Regions from separate parts of the Homo sapiens genome. Here region 1 is linked to region 2. A link is a loop called in an ENCODE intact Hi-C map of the cell type or tissue named here. Cell type or tissue: Calu3. All regions are shown on one strand. Each heading gives the region's core, and the rest is flanking DNA. Links, peaks and the distances in the headings are about the cores only.

Region 1 (8,342 bases), core at 22-8,021, 49 kb before region 2:
ATTAGTCACATGGAACAGACACAAACCTGAACTAAGGCAGAATTGCCCTAGTCAACCTGCAGATCTGTAAGTGAGAAAAAGAAAGGCTTATTTTCCTCAGTCACAAAGTTTTTATTTTGCAGCAGTATTGCAGCAATAGTAGACGGATACAGGTGAAATTTGAGGGCATTCAGCAAAGTGTATGGAGAGTGTAGACAAATTAGATAAGCTGTGAGAATATGTCTCATCGAAGCAGCTCCTGGAATAACAAGTGTTAAGTATGGCTCAGGGAGGGAAAGACTTGGAGTTGTTTTGGTGAGTTTCTTGGAGCAGCCTAAATTCTAAGAACTTTCTATAAACTGTTTTCTGACCTATTCTCACCAAAACAAGCATCAACGCCAAGAAATTACTAAACCATGTGTTTCATCATCAATACGCAAATGTAGAATAATGTAGAAGAAAGAGCACTAGACATGGTGAGGTTTTGGACCACAGCTGTGTACTAGTTTAGCTCACGTCTAGTCTGTGGCTTCAGGCATGTCATTTAATTTCTCTCAACTTTACTTTCCTCACCTGCAAGTTAATGGTAGTTTTAAGAATAAAATTATCAGGCATATCTATGGTTTTCAAACTGTACATTTAGTGATGGGATTTTCTTCAAAGAAAATCAACAGGTAAACCTGAGAACTGAATATCACAGTCAGTTTAAACATTCCTTATTTGGAACCAAGTCTTTTACTGTTGGTGGTAGTGAGCATGATGGTGGTGGTGGTAGTGGGGATGATGATGGTGGTGGTGGTATATGATTTCAAAGTCTCCAAAAATGTTTCCTTGTCTTCTCTTTCTTCCAGATCCCTCTCACTGGCTGTGATCTGAAAGCCACAATTAAAGATTTTGTATGTGTGTTTTGGCACACTTCTCAGATTAAAGGGATGAAGAGACTCATCCATACTCAACAAGTCCACCATAATGACAACACAGTCACTTTTACAGTTCTATGATGTCTCAAAGTGTCTGTACATCACCCATGATTATCCCGTTAGTTATGTGGCAATTCTTTGACTCCATGTCAAAGAATGACTCCATCATCCCCACTACCACCACCACCATCATCCCCACTACGACCACCACCATCACTATTAGAGCAGAACAATTTACCATCCTGACCTGGAAGCCTGTTGTGTCCTCTCAAAAGAACACATCATCATTCCGTGGCTTGACATAATGCTGGGCTTCTTTACTCATATGTGCTACAAATGGTACCCCAATTTACTCTGTCCCCAAGGGTATTCTCGGTTCACAACTCTGTCTGACAGTGAATAACAATAAGTACGATCAGTTGTTGCAAAAATAGATTTTACCGTTAGATCAAAACTTGGCAGCAAGCGCATCAAGAACTCCCGTGTGTCCAGCCCACTGCTTTAGAACTACTGCCTTAAGTATATTTCCACTTTGAAACTCACTCCCCTGATCCTTAGGAGCTGTTTACACTTTAATAAGAATGAGCCCATTAGAGTCCACCCAGAGAGCATTTAATAGGGGCGAAGTAGAGCCTCTTAGTTTGAATTCACTCAGGAGCAGACCCTGAGACAAGGATACAAATGCAAGTAATTTATTTGGAAGGTTACTGTTACACAAGTAAGGAAGTTAGGTGGGCAAGGGAAAGTAGCCAATAAAAGATGAATTGTCAAGAAAATTACCCATGTGGGTGACTGAAGCTAAATCCTACCAGGGGACTCCCAGAACCAGCATGGAACATGCACCCAAGAGTTCTCCCACACAAGAGGAAAAGGACTTGCAATATTTATACAGCAACTTCCTTAGTCACTGGTTAAGAATGTTCTCAGGGGCTGGGTGTGGTGGCTCACGCCTGTAATCGCAGCACTTTGGGGGGCCGAGGTGGGCAGATTACAAGGTCAGAAGATTGAGACCATCCTGGCGAACATGGTGAAACCCCGTCTCTACTAAAAATACAAAAATTAGCTTGGCATGGTGGCGTGTGCCTGTAATCCCAGCTACTCGGGAGGCCAAGGCAAGAGAATCGCTTGAACCAGGGAGTCAGAGGTTGCAGTGAGCCGAGATTATGCCACTGCACTCTGCCTGGTGACAGAGTGAGACTCCGTCTCCAAAAAAAAAAAAAAAAAAAAAGAATGTTCCCAGGAATATCAGTCCTGAATTTTCTGGCCTTCCATGTGCATGAGCATAATGCACCCCATAGCATCAATTACAGGGAGAATGGGAGGAAGGAAGAGCTTGAGAATGCAGCAATTGAGTTTAGGGAAGGAAAGGATGTCAAGGGTGTTCAAAGTTTCTTAATTCTCATTTTGTTCAGTGCTAGTCCCATTCTAAGGCGTGGCTGCTTGGCATAGCAGTTTTTAGTAAAAACCTTAAAGAGGTAGAAGAAGAAATATCACCTCTTGGTGACATATCTAGCACCAACAGGACATTTTCACAACTTCAGGCAAGCATTTCTGGCTTGGATGGGGCAGAGCCAGGGGAGCAAATGTCTTGGTAGAGTGGGCTATTGCTTGGCTCCTAATGGGCCCAGCCAAAGAAGCAAAGGCCTCCCTGCTTGGCCCCCTCATGGGTTGGTAGGCTATGCTGGGTTGAATTTTATATCATCTTAACAAACCAACTGAAGTTATAATAAAAAAATTGGAGAGGTTTACTACTTTTATGAAAACTATAAGACATTAAGCACTAATGCTCTATGTATGGGGTTACCTAGTTCAAGATGTCACTTTTTTTTCTGGGCTGAGGAGAAATGGGGTCTTTGGAAAAAGGTAGATATGGCAGTCTCCTGGCACAGTAAGATCTTTTCACACAGGGGCTTTTGCTGAATGTTTTGCTTTTTTACTCTGAGAGCTTTTAGTGGTGGATAGCGTTGGAATTTTGGATGTCTATCTATCTTTCTCCTCTCTGAGCTCTAGCCAATTGAGGTATATATTTAAGGAGTTCAAAGTATCAACTTATGAATAACAAAAGCTTGGAGACCATCTGAATGTTTGGTAATATGGGAAAGATTAAATATTAATACATTATGGTAAATCCATACACTGTAACTCTATGTAGCTATAAAAGAGAATGAAGATGCCCCCCTGAATATTCACATGAAAAAAGTGCCAATAAAATGGGAAGGAGTGAGAGGAGATAACATATTTGCAGTGTCTTTTATATGCATGAAATTTGGAAAGAATCACAAGAAAATACTAATAGGTAGGGCTTGGGAGTAGGAACAGGGTAGGTGGGAGCGTGGGTGGCAGAGAGAATTTTTACTGAATACCGTTTTTTGAGAAGCACGTAAATATATTCCCTGTATCTACCTAGACATGTAGAGAAAGACTCAAAGAGGGGAAGACATAGGGGCAACTGATTAAAATTCTTGCTTTGTTCCTCAGATCATGAGTCATCAGAGTGTATCTGACCATGACTTTGGGAAAGGGAAAAAAGGTGGGGGAAGAAAAGATGGGAAAGTACAAATGGGAGAACAGGGGTTGTGTACTCGGAAGGTAAAGATCACCATCTCCATCTGTTAAACACAGCACTGCTGTGCTGTCTACATTTCACTCAGCAGGTGTGCTTTACACCAAGTAGGTGCTTGGAAGTATGCCTGCTAAGGGCTGAGCCAGCCAGAGTGTTGTATGATCTGTTGGACCAGCTGTTCATTGCCACTCACTTGAGAGGTGGTTTAAGGTGATGGATAAGAGCATGGTCTCCTCCATCAGAATAAACCAATGTTCAAGTCCTGGCTCTGCCACTTACTAAACACGTGGGACTAGGTCCCTATTTCATCCTCTCTGAGCCTCTGTCTTCCCTTGTAAAACAGGAATACTGGTATTACCCACCTCACTATTATGAAGTATAACATACAGCGTGCACAGCACAGTGTCTGGCCCATTGTAGTTGCTCAATAGCTTTTAGTGTTTGCTTTTATGAGTTTGAGTCATCTTTGTGGTGAGGATTACAGACCCTGACCCCTCTACTTGAGGTAGAACCAAGTCTATGGTTTCTCAGCCTGGGCAGGGCAACCTGCCCTTTTCTGACTTTTCTGTGTGATGCAGCAGCTGCATTTCCATTCCAGCTTCCAAGGGCTGAGTGTGGGGGTCTCCAGAGGAGCCGCTTTACTGACAGATGTATCCTCTAGGATTCCAGAGGCAATGCCAGATGTCAGTGTGCAGCTGTGTTCACAGAACATCCTATCAATGTTTATTCCCTGTGTAGTTGCAAAGCAAATGGCTTAATGCCATTGTAAAAACAACTCTAAAAGTTAATAGTTCTTCTAATAGGAACCCCCTCACCGCCACCTTCAGCAGCACCAAATTGTTAGTTCTCAGTCTTCTGTCTCACAGAAAGAAAACCAGATTACACCTTGGTCAAGAAATGTACCTAAAGTTTCCCTCTTGATGATTTAATCTTGGTTGGGGTGAGAAAAAAGCAGGTATCAGCTGTGCTATTGGGGATTTCCTAACCCTTTATATTATTACATGTTTCATCCTGCCTTGAGGAAGAAGTTTAAGCTACGCCAATATTCGGGGCTCAAAGAGTTATGTATGTTTCAAGTTTTCAAAATGTTTGATATATCAAAGATGGTTTTTGTCCTGGTCCCTGCGTTCTGACTGGAGACACTTTGCTTTGTTGGGTAGCCAAATGCTGCCTCCTTTTGAAGCAGCAGGTGAGCCAATGACAAATGTAATGGGGAGTGGGGCAGAGATGCTCTAAGAATGGAGGGACCTGGGACTGGACATCTGGCTTGTGAGTCCAAGTTCATTCCCGATGTCTTTTCCTGTATGAAAAAGCCAAGCACCTCAAATTAAGGTTCCAGAAGCAGCCAACCTGTAGTTTTAACAGCATGATTGACCTTGTCTGCATTGCCAGTTCAATCTACCTTGAGGAAGAATACTAAATAGAGTTTGCCCATGGTCAACTCAGGAACTAGAGGTGGGAGGTTAGAAGGCACTGCAATTACTGCCATTGCTGATTTCTCCTCAGTCCACTACACTCTAGGCAGCATGCACTGGGCAGTTTGGTGTAGTGGTTCAGATTATGGGCTCTGAAGCCACACTGCCTGAATTCAAGTCCCAGCAGTGCTCTTATTAACAGCTGTGTGGTTTTGACCTAGTTATTTAAATTCCATGTGCTTCAATTTCTCTGATGTAAAATGGTGGTTACAATATCTCTACTTCACAGTATTGTGAGGGTTAAATAATTAACATGGGTAAGATACCTGTTTGATAGTGAGCAGTGTAGAAACTTAGTCTCAAATACCCTGTAATGAGTCTTTTCGTTTATTTGTTTAGTACCTGGTACTAAAGAGGACCTAATTCAAATGAATCGTGTAGTTGACAAGCAGGAACTGAAATAAGTTCCCTGTAAATTATTTACGTAACTTGGATGGGAGGACAGCTGGTCCCTTGGGCTTGGGCTCCTGTACCCACATGAGCAATCTCTGTTTTTGCCTTGCAACAGTCCACAGCTAGGGTTAAGTTATCTGGAAAGAATCTCCCCACACATCAGTAAAGTGGACTTGGCTCACAATAAGCTGGTGAGGTCTGAGGAGGGGGTGAGGGGACGTATATTGCACATACTTCAACACACACATACATGCACCTGCACATCCCTGCAAACCACTTTCACAACTTTCAGGATTTCTTCTCTCCAAAGTCCCACTTGGCTATGTTTTAAGGGTTCCCCTTGATGCCCTTTGCTCCATAGCAGCCTCCAGTGTTGTTTTTGCTCTGCCTCTGGGGAACTTCAAATTCCTTACTCTTTTTAGTAAGCGGAGCTGTTTAGCTCTGTCCCTGCTCTGACCCTCAATATTACTCCATCATACACATCGCAGCCCAACGTCTTCAACTAGATTCATTGATGTATGAAGACGGCGCTTTCCTTAAGGGGTCTCAAAGCACTTTGCAGACATCCAAATGTCCATTCCCCATTTAAGTGCCTGCTCTGTTGTTCACTATCTATGTGACCTTGGGTGAGTTATTTCACCTCTCTGAGTCTCAGGTCACTCAACTGAAAAATGAAGATAATGCAAGGACTGTGGAGGTTGCTAGGAAGAAGTGAAATCATGATTGCAAAACATAGAACAGCGCCTGGTGTCTAATAGCATCACAATGTATGCTTTTTGTATAACTATATAGCAGAATCCTTCATCTAAGTTGGATTTCTCACAGTAGAAAATGGGCATTGACAACTTTTTATGATGTGTGTATAAGGACTATAGGGCACAAAGGAGTGAACAGGGCTATCTAGACGGCACTAGGAACTTTTGCAAGTTACTTAATCACTACACATTAGTCTCCTCCATTGTAAAATGGGGATAGTAATCATACTTATTTATGACTGTCGGGGAGATGAAATGAGATACTGCATGCAAAAACAGAGTCTAGTCCAATGTAAGAATTTAGAAAAGCATAGCTATTATTATTAAAAGCATATGTTTTTAATTGAACTATTAGGATAAGAAAGCATATTTGCCTCCTTTCCTGATGTATTTTGTATTTTGATTTGATGTATAGATGTATTTTGGAAATCCTGATGTTATTTTGCTGAAGGCTTTAGTCAAGACAGAAGTTATTTAAGCTGATAGCTTTGGCTTTAGAAGTATTAAATCACTACACAGTCCATAAACTTACTAATAATTGTCTCTTGATATTTCATTTGAAAATCTGAACTTCTTTTTGGGCTGTTAGCTTTGTAGTAATTTCCTTTCATCAGTGACACATTAGAATTAATCTGAAGTATAAGAGAATAGTTCAGTACTCTTGACCAGTGTTCCCTTTGATTTTGTATAAACTGTGAGCAATTGGCCATATTCCACAAGCAACTAGTTATGAAGGTGGAATATGCATGAGCAGACTTTAGTGTTGAGATCAAATAAAGCTTGCAGCAAATTTAATGTGATGTTGTAAAGGATATGCAAAAACCAATATTGTGCTGTGTGATAATTAGACATAAACGCAGTTCACACAGATGAGTGTAGGTGCCTTCCCTGAAACAAGCCCTTCTAGGATTAGCTACCTAAGAAGTGGGTGGGCCTGTTAGGAGCAGAAAACAGCTTTGGAGCCCCTCAGAATTCTTCTGAACTAAGAGCCTCCAGATGTCTGTTCATGGAGATGGAGCCTGGGTGACCAGGAGGCTTATCGGGACCAGGACATGACAAAATCAACCTCCTCCTGATTGTTATAGGGGATTGACTGAGGGGAAGTGTATTAGTCTAGGACAGGAATCAGCAAACTTTTTTATGAAGGGCGAGATAGAAAATAATTTAGGCACCGAGGGCCATATGGTCTGTGTTGCAGTTACTCAACACTGCCATTGTAGGGCAAAAGCAGCAATAAAGGATACAAACGGGTCTGGCTGTGTTCCAATAAAACTTTATAGAAACAGGTGATCTGCTGGACATGGCTGTGGTTTGCCAGCTCCTTCTTTAACCATCTGATGGGTTCACCTTGCCCACTGCCTAGACAGAGCTGATTTATCAAGACAGGGGAATTGCAATGGAGAAAGAGTAATTCATGCAGAACCAGCTGTGCAGGAGACCAAGGTTTTATTATTACTCAAATCAGTCTCCCAGAGCATTTGGGGATGGGATTTTTTAAAGAGAATTTAGCAAGTAGGGGCTTGGGAAGTGGGAAGTGCTGATTGGTGAGGTTGGAAATGGAAGCATAGAGGGGGTTGAAATGAGGTTTTCTTGCTGTCTTCTGTTCCTGGGTCAGATCACAGAACTGGTTGAGCCAGATTACCGGTCTGGGTGGTGTCAGCTGATCCATCCAGTGCAGGGTCTGCAAAATATCTCAAGCACTGATCTTAGGTTTTACAATAGTGATGTTATCCCTAGGAGCAATTTGGGAAGGGTCAGACTCTTGCATCCAGAGGCTGCATGACCCCTAAAACATAATTTCTAATTTTGTAGCTAATTTGTTAGTCCTACAAAGGCAGACTGATCTCCAGGCAAGAAGGGGGTCTTTTTGGGAAAGGGTTACTATCAATTTTGTTTCAGAGTAAAACTATAAACTAAATTCCTTCCTAAGGTTAGCTCAGCTTATGCCTAGGAATGAACAAGGACAGCTTAAATGTTAGGAGCAAGATGGAGTCAATTAGGTCTGATCTTTTTCACTGTCATAATTTCCTCAGTTATAATCTGTACAGAGGTGGCTTCACTCCTAGTCTAGACTAAGGCTCTGAATGGGAAACTGGAGGAGAACCCAAACCAACACTTTCCAGAAAAGGCTAGCATCTGGGTTGATGAATGAAATAAGGCCATGGGAAGTCGGAGCACAGGGAAGCTTCAAACGTTCTTCTCTCTTCTCCGCCTTTACAGGGCTTGTCTGCCTTAGTGAGGGCAACCAGCTGGAGAG
Region 2 (8,342 bases), core at 80-8,079:
TTGATGAAGGTGGCTAAACAGATTTTCAATGTAGGCAAACAGCTTTCATTGGAAGAAGGTGCTATCTAGGACTTTCATTTTAGTAAGAAGTCAGTGGTTGTTTCCAAATCTTCAAAGGACAGGCTGACTCTCTTCTTAGGAGCCAATGCAGCTAGTGACTTTAAGTTGAAGTCAGTCCTCATTTACCTTTTTCAAAATCCTAGGGCCCTTAAGAATTATGCTAAATATACTCTGCCTGTGCTCTGTTAGGGAAACAAGAAGTCCAGATGACAGCACATCTGCTTACAGCATGTTTTACAGAACATTTTAAGCCCACTGTTGAGACTACTATTCAGAAAAAAAAAAGATGCCTTTAAAAACATTACTGCTCATTGACAATGCACCTAGTCACCCAGAAGTTGTGATAAAGATGTACAAGGAGATTAATGTTTTCTGCCTGCTAACACAACATCCGTTCTGCAGCCCAGGGATCAAGGAGTAATTTTGATTTTCAAGTCTTATTATTTAAGAAATACGTTTTGTAAGGCTAAAGCTGTCATAGATAGTGTCTCCTCTGATGGATCTGAACAAAGTCAGTTGAAAATCTTCTAGAAAGGATTAACCATTTCAAGTGCCATTAAGAACATTTGTGATTCATGGGAGGAAGTTGAAACCTCAGCATTAACAGGTGTTTAGAAGAAGTTGATTTCAACCCTAATGAGTGACAGTGGTTTCTTGAGATAGAACCTCCTCCTGATGAAGATGCTGTGAACATTGTCAAAATAACAACAAAGATTTAGAATATTACATAAATTTAGTTGATAAAGCAGCGGCAGGGTTTAAGAGGACTGACCCCAATTTTGAAAGAAATTCCACTGAGGGTAAAATGCTATCAGCTATCTCTTGTGAAAGGAAGAGTTTTTTGTGAATGGAAGAATCAATCAATGAGGCTAACTTCGTTGTTGTCTTATTTTAAGAAATTGCCACAGCCACCCTAACCTTCAGCACCCACCACCCTGACCAGTCAGTCAGAAGCCATCAACATTGAGGCAACACCCTCCACCAGCAAAAAAGATTACTACTCACTGAAGCCTCAGATGATCAACATTTTTTAGCCGTATTTTTAAATTAAAGTATGTACATTTTTTAGGCACAATGCTATTGCACACACTTTTAATAGACTACGGTATAGTATAAGCATAACTTTTATATGCACCAGGGAACTCAAACATTTGTGTGACTCACTTTATTGTGATATTATTATTCACTTTATTGCTATGGTCTGGAACCAAACCTGCAATATCTCCAAGGTACGCCTGTATATAACTTCCAAGAATTTGGCAGTAACTGTCAGGAAAGAAATAGAATTACAACTACAAGGAGTAGCCAGCCATGTAGAGGTTTGTTTTTTCTTCTTCCCAAGGTGATAAATACACAATGGAAGTAAGAAAAAGGGCTGGCAAAGGGGAAGAGGATGAAGATACTGAAGAGGAAGGAAAGATACTTCATACATCTGGGAGGCGATAGTGCTCAGGGCACTGGTTAAGGGCTTTGGCACCTGGCTAGATTTGGAGATGTTTTGCATTTTACTTATTGACAATCCCTGATACATCAGTGCTTGGATTTTTAGTAATCAGTGGTTGGATTTTCAGTAACGTGGACCCACACTGACTTGCAGGCTCATATTCTTGTGGTTGGATGGTCCTTTATCTAATGCTAGGAGAACTGCATTTGAGTCCCAGTGCTGCCATTAAATAGCTGTGTGTGATTTTGGACAAATAAGTCACTTCATGTCGCTGAGCCTCAGTTTCCTCATCTGTAAGTGGCAGATTTGAACTAAAGATCCAGGGGTCCTTTGTACGTGAAGCGGTATTAACTTCTAATGAGAATAGAAGGATGTTCTGCCATTTTAGGTGAAAGATTAATCCTCTTATTGAAAGATTTTGTCTTAGCGTGGGAGAGAGGCCACAGTCACTTCCTTCGGTGTTGGAGAGAGAGGTGATTTGACCAGAATTGTAATAGAGTCCACATTATATTTATACAAGTGTATACTATTCTTTGAAATGGATTAATTTGTTACTGGAGTCTAGGGCATTAATTTTAATTTTAATTTTTTTACATATTAATTATCATTTTATTCTGGTGTTTTGTTCTTTAGGAAGACACAAATGTTTGTGATCAAATGCTGACAATCAATAATGATGCAAAGATGTCAGCAATTAGTGTAACACTTTCATTAAAACGTAGAAAATAACAGATAAGATACAGACATGATGATTCCAGAGCAGATGCCATGAAGACACTAACAGTATGTCCCAAAGGAGCGGATCAACAGAGACAGAGACGGGATAAATCCAGACTGGTCTATAACAGAAACTATAGGGCATTGTTTTAAATACTTCAGAAGCCTGGCCGAGTGCAGTGGCTCACCCGTGTAATCCCAGCACTTTGGGAGACCGAGGTGGGTGGATCACCTGAGGTCAGGAGTTTGAAGGCCAACAGGGCAAAACCCCATCTCTACTAAAAATACAAAAATCAGCTGGACATGGTGATGCGCGCCTGTAGTCCCAGCTACTAGGAAGTCTGAGACATAAGAATTGCTTGAGCCTGGGAGGCAGAGGTTGCAGTGAGCCGAGATCATGCCACTGCACTCCAGCCTGGGCGACAGAGTGAGACTCTGTCACACACACACACACACACACACACACACATACACACACACCCACACACACACACACACACAGACACACAAAACAGAAAACTTATGTTCTTTATTAGCTAAATTCATGCCTGAATCTCAGGAGAATCATGAAATATTGCTACCTTGTGTCTAGTAGAATGACAATGACATACTGTTCTTCTCTGGACAAGTCTACCTATTATTAGTGGGATGGTTACCTCCCTAAGTGTTGAGTTCTCAGGAAGGAGGATCAAATGGGATATCTATGTGCTAACCATCAGTTGCTAACAGTATTTAATAAGCATAATTTTCTCTAACCACCAGAGTTATAAAATATAACTCAGCAAATGCTTAGAGTGCCTACTATGTATAAGGTACCAAACAGGAAAATGGGGACGAGAGATGTCAGTTTTGCTGATCAAAGCCTGTCACCCAATAAAAACCCAAAACAGGAAACCATGACAAATATCTGACTATCTGGTGTGCAGCCATTTGGAACACAAAGGGGTATGTGCACATGTAACATCGCACATGTAACACACACACCCACATGCATGCAAGCCATCAGCTCAAGGCGTATGTGTGTGCATGCATAAATGCATGTGTGTGTGTATGTTTAGGGTCAGTGTGGAATAATAGGCTGAATAAGAGGGTAAGGTTTTATGATATACACCCAGGGGGAAAATCTGTGTAAGTCATGCTTTTATCTTGTTAGGTATATGTTATTACTCAAGAACACTTACACCTGGTGATCCAGCAGCTCAAACACACATACATGCACACACTCCTAACTTGATATCACCCTGGTGTACACTAATTGTCTTAAGCCACTCATTTGATTCAAGAAGCAAGTATAACTCTACAGCAGCAGTTCTCGACATGTGGTCAGAGACCCCTGAAGTTGCCTGCAGGAACTGTGAAGTCACGCAGGGCCCCATGCTCAGAGCTCAGTTCAATGTTCTGCTGTGGCTGTCTTGAAATGCTTTATAACTTTTGGACAAGAAACAGCACTTTCACTTTGCACTGGTCCCCACCTATGTAACTCATCTTAGTTGCTTGAGATCCTTTTAGGAGGTCCATGAGCTCAAAACTATTTTAACAAGACTAACAACATTAATATATTATTTGCCTTTTCTACTCTGATTTTCACACAAGTATACAGTGGAGTTTTCCGGAGGTGACATGGCATTGGTATTGCAACAGACTAAGTGCACAGCAGATACGAGAATCCAGATCTCTTAGGCCAGATATTCAAGAGATTTGCAGAAATAAAAAACAAAGCCACTTTTCTTGCTATATATACCTTTTGCTTTTGGAAAATATAGCTATTTTTCATAAAAATACATTACTTATGTTAATTTGTAATGGCTTTTAAAATTATTTTTAAATCGATTAATAAATAACCAAGGATTTTCTCAGTTTTAGTTTCTAATATGTTAAGTATCAACAGATATAACTTATAAAAACAAAAGACTTTAAGGCTCATAATAATTTCTAAGACTTTAAAGGGTTACTGAGTTCAAAAAGTTTGAGTCACTGATCTCTAGGTATTTACTGTTTCTACCAGAGGAAAGAAATCATTGTGGGAATGTGATCAAACGATAGTGTGTTTGCTTATACTTGTTCATTTATGTGGGCAAATCAATGTCTACTGAAAAAAATGAGGTAAAGAGACAACCTTTTTCATTACCCTTGGACTTCTGCAGAATTTTCCTAAGTGTGACCTAACACAAGTCACTTGTTTTTACTTGTTTTTCTCCTTTGTTTTAGAGCAGCAGGTTCTAGGTTATATCTAACTCTTGTGGTTTTCTAAAATGGAATGGCTGTTAAAGAGAGATCGCGAGCCTCTCTTCCCTCGAGGGGCTTGGGAGAGGTGATACAGACGATTCCAGCATGAGGCACAGTTGGATAAAGTGACCTCTGAGGGTCCTTTCAGTTTGGAGGATGCTAGTAGAGAGAGTCTTTTCCCTTACCAAGTTCAAAGTCGGGGGGTGCTGAAGTAATAACAAATGAGTACATAAAAGGCAAAAAAAAAAAAAAAAGACATTCTGTCAGCACGGAAGCAGCAGGCAGTCACCAGAGACTCCTGCCTTCCATTGGCGAACCGGTCACCGGCTCCGTCCTGAAAACAGAACTTGCTCCGAGTGATGTAGGCAAGGGAGAATGCTTCTGATGGGAGGGCAGGGCAGGGTGGGTATGGGAATCGCATGCTCTCATTCTTATGACTCTGACTCACTGAAACGGATCCCTCCCTTCCCTTTTTGAGGACCCTATTCCTTCACTTTTAGCACCAAAGTGCTGACGTGCCTTTTCCCCACTTGTCTTTAGAAAATCTATCTTGCAAGTGAATGCTAAGGTGCTGGGCTATTGACAGTTTCACACATCACCCTTGGCGGGGTGGGGGTGGGCGGACGGGGGCGGTGGTTGGTGGGAAACAATGACAAGGAGAACCGGAGACAGTATCTTTACCCCAGGAACAAATCTCCAAAAAAGGACGTTTTAGACACTGGGCAAGCAGAATTGACATATTGGGGAAAGAATGTTTTTCTAGCACTTCTCACACCATGCCTGCTGTTTCTGTTTGAAAGCATAATCAATTATGTCTGTCCTCCCTTCTTCTCTCCACCCATCTTTCCTTTCTCACTTCCACTTTTCCTCCTTCCTTCCATAAAAGGTCTTATGGATTCTCTGTTATAGCCCAGGAATTGCTTAGATATTGGGGATTCAAAGATAAATAATGTGCTGTCATTGATTTTATAATTTGTGAGTGGCGACAGACAGGTAAACTGATCACTGTAACAAGAGGAGGCAAATGCTGCATGGGTGGGGGCTGGGGGGTGGTGTGTGTGCTGAGTGCTTGGGCAGCCTGCCTGGGATGGAGGAGCAGGGCAGCCCTTTGACCTGGCTCCTGCAGGGGAAGTGGGTATTTCTAAGGGGGAGAAAGAGAACAAGGTTCTCCAGGCCCAGAGACGTTAAGTCGTGCACCCAGGTTCACATGGCTATGTCACTGGACCAGGCCTGAGCCTGGTTTGTCTCTGCACCCTCGACCTGTGTGCAATAACTACTGCCTTTCCCAGACCACAGGCATCTCAGTGTGCCTGGGCATAGGATGAGGTGAGAGGGAAAGAGTGGCCGGGAATGAGGCTGTGGTCAAGATTCCACACACCATTCTTTGCATCATACCAGGAGACAGAAAGAGAGGCAAATATTTATGGACCAGGAGAAAAGTAAGCCCAATTCTTTGCTGTTAACTTACATTCATGACACAAGTTATTTAAAATATATTCCTGGAGTGCTTTCGAAGTGTGAGGGCAGACATCACTCCTTGACCTCTGGGAGCTCATATCTTTCTTTCCAGATTAGCTGGGGACAGATTGACTGTACTAAGCAGAATTCACTGTTAATAGCTCAATGCCTTTTCTGCAGATGCTGTGGTTACAGCTCCTCACCGCTTCCTTAGAAGCTCTTTTGCCCCTTCTGATAATAAATGACCTGACTCTTGTCTTTTCTTTTCCCCTTCCTCCTGACCCGCCTTTGAGAGATGAATCAACCCCCGGGCAGGTTTCCTGCAAGGAGTGGAGGAAGGGCCCCAGCTCCTAGACCAGCAGAAAAAGCAGGAGTTGACTGATTTCTGCTAAGCTCACTTGACAAAGGGATCTGGTCCCCTTTACCTACCAGTCTTTCTGTACCTGCCTGACACTGGCAAGGCACTTACTCTTCCAGAAACAGCTGGGCCAGAGGAAAATGGCCCACCCCTCCCACAAGAATGCCAAGAAGCAATCGGCTGTTAATTTCCAGTAGGACGAACAGGAACCCTTTCAACCAGGAAATCTAAATTGAACAGTGATTAAGTCATTCAAGCTCCATGGCCCTGTTTAATTTCCAGGTCTACAGATGGCTCTGCCTTCCTCTTAGAGACCATTTTTAGCCACTGGTCTTGGGAGGGTATTTCACTTTTAAATAAGGCACCTGCATGTTCTTGTCAGGCTGCACTCTGTGGTGGTTAAACCCACAGACTAGTGGGGGCAGAATGTCCAGGTGTGAATTTCAGCTCTGCCATTTGCTGTGTGACTTTGGGCAAGTTACTTACCTCTCTGTGCTTCAGTTTCCTCATCTGTGAAATGGAAATAATAATAATTGCACTGGGCTCATAGTGTTGTTTCATGTTTTAGGAGAATTAATGAGTTGACACTTGTGATGTGCTGAGAGCTATGCATAGTAAACATTTTTGGGGGTTAAATTAATACACATATTTAACTATCCAACTGTGAATGGGACTTGCCTTTGTCCTTTCCTTCTCTCGTGAGGTCTGTCATTAGATAGAGGGAATGAATTTAGTAAAGAGGTTAAATGCAGAGATTTGGGGATCAAATTGCCTCAGTTCAAGTCCTGACTCCACCACTTAATTAGAGGTTAAGTCACCTCACCCCTCTGCTCTTCGGTGTCTTCATCTGTAAGGTAGGTTATAATTGCACCTATTTCTTAGGATGGTCATGGAGAATGAGCTTTGTAAAGTTCTTAGAATAGTGCCTGGTGCTTAGCTTAGTAAGTGCTCAGTAAATTTTACCTATTGCATTATTACAAACTCAAAAAAAGTGCCATATAAACACAGCAGTTTTGATTATACAAGCTACAAGCTGCCCAAAGCTAACATCCTTAGCAAGTGTAGCCAGGACCTCAAGCCAGCTCCTAGAGGCTGGCTGTGTGTTAGTCAGCAGGAAGCTTGGCAGTCTGTCCAGGTGTGGAAGAGCTCAGCTCTCCCGTGTTTGAGTCCTGACTTTCCTGCTTGTTAAAGGTGTGACGTCGGGCAATTTGACATCTCTAAACCTCAATTTGTTTCCTTTCTCCCTCCCTCCGTTCCTTTCTCTCTTCCTTCCTCTAGTGAACATTTATTGAGTGGCTGCTCAGTGGAGGAGGCACTGTGTGAAGTTCTAGATATTCCCCAATAGACAGTTCAGTGATCCGTACATCACAGGCAGGCTGTAAGGATTAAACGAGTTACTATCTGCTGGGGGCTTAGTCTGGGCCTGGTACTTAATGTAAACTCAGTAAATAATGGCTGCTCATGCTGATTTCCTATCAAACGTCCTTAGATCATATCTGTTAGGTCTCATCATCCCTTCTGTGAAGGAGGTAGCTGGTTCTTATGATAAAGCACTTAGCGGGAATGATCGTTCAAGTTTACTTGCTTTGTTTCTGCAGTGGAAACTGAAGCAGGGCTTTTTTTTTTCTCTGTAAATTTGGGAGACTATCAGCAGACCAGTCATCCAAGAAATTAAAAAGCCGAAAGCAGAGTCTACTGAGTAGACTCAATTAAGATCTCCCCTCGTCTTATACAGTCTCGGGTCCTTTCGAAGCAAGTTTGACTGACAGGGAATTCTTTTGTCTAGGACCACATTTCCCAATTATATCCTGCTGAATATTATTTCCTTAAGCTGTTAATAGTATTCCATGAAATGAAATTAAACTATTGAATTTTTTTTTCTGAAGACCACCTCCAAGTTCTTAATATACGACTGCATTTTACAGTATTGCATGGAGTATTTTTCCAAAAGTTATTAGACTAAGGAATGTTTCTCCAGCAACACCAGCAACATTTCATGGTATTATCCCTTCCCCTTCTTGGGGAACAGTTTGAGAAATGCCCATCTAGGATAGCTAAGCCAGACTTCATCAATGAAAG

What was found. Peaks named below come from ENCODE experiments on the same cell type or tissue, not always from the same donor. Only the 100,000 strongest peaks of a DNase experiment are listed, where the experiment ranks them.
Region 1: it touches region 2 in a loop (2.5-fold over the local background); 16 of 110 quality-filtered maps call a loop at or near these places.

What each region holds. Positions count from the first base shown.
Region 1 is chr11:36,308,890-36,317,231 of GRCh38, forward strand. The region is part of intron 1 of PRR5L (proline rich 5 like); the gene reads left to right. Among named protein-coding and RNA genes, the nearest start is that of PRR5L, 17 kb to the left of the region's middle. In Calu3, for the core only: no CTCF peak of the experiment used is centred there; a DNase peak (open chromatin) is centred at 3,962.
Region 2 is chr11:36,357,374-36,365,715 of GRCh38, forward strand. The region is part of intron 1 of PRR5L (proline rich 5 like); the gene reads left to right. Among named protein-coding and RNA genes, the nearest start is that of PRR5L, 65 kb to the left of the region's middle. In Calu3, for the core only: no CTCF peak of the experiment used is centred there; a DNase peak (open chromatin) is centred at 4,777.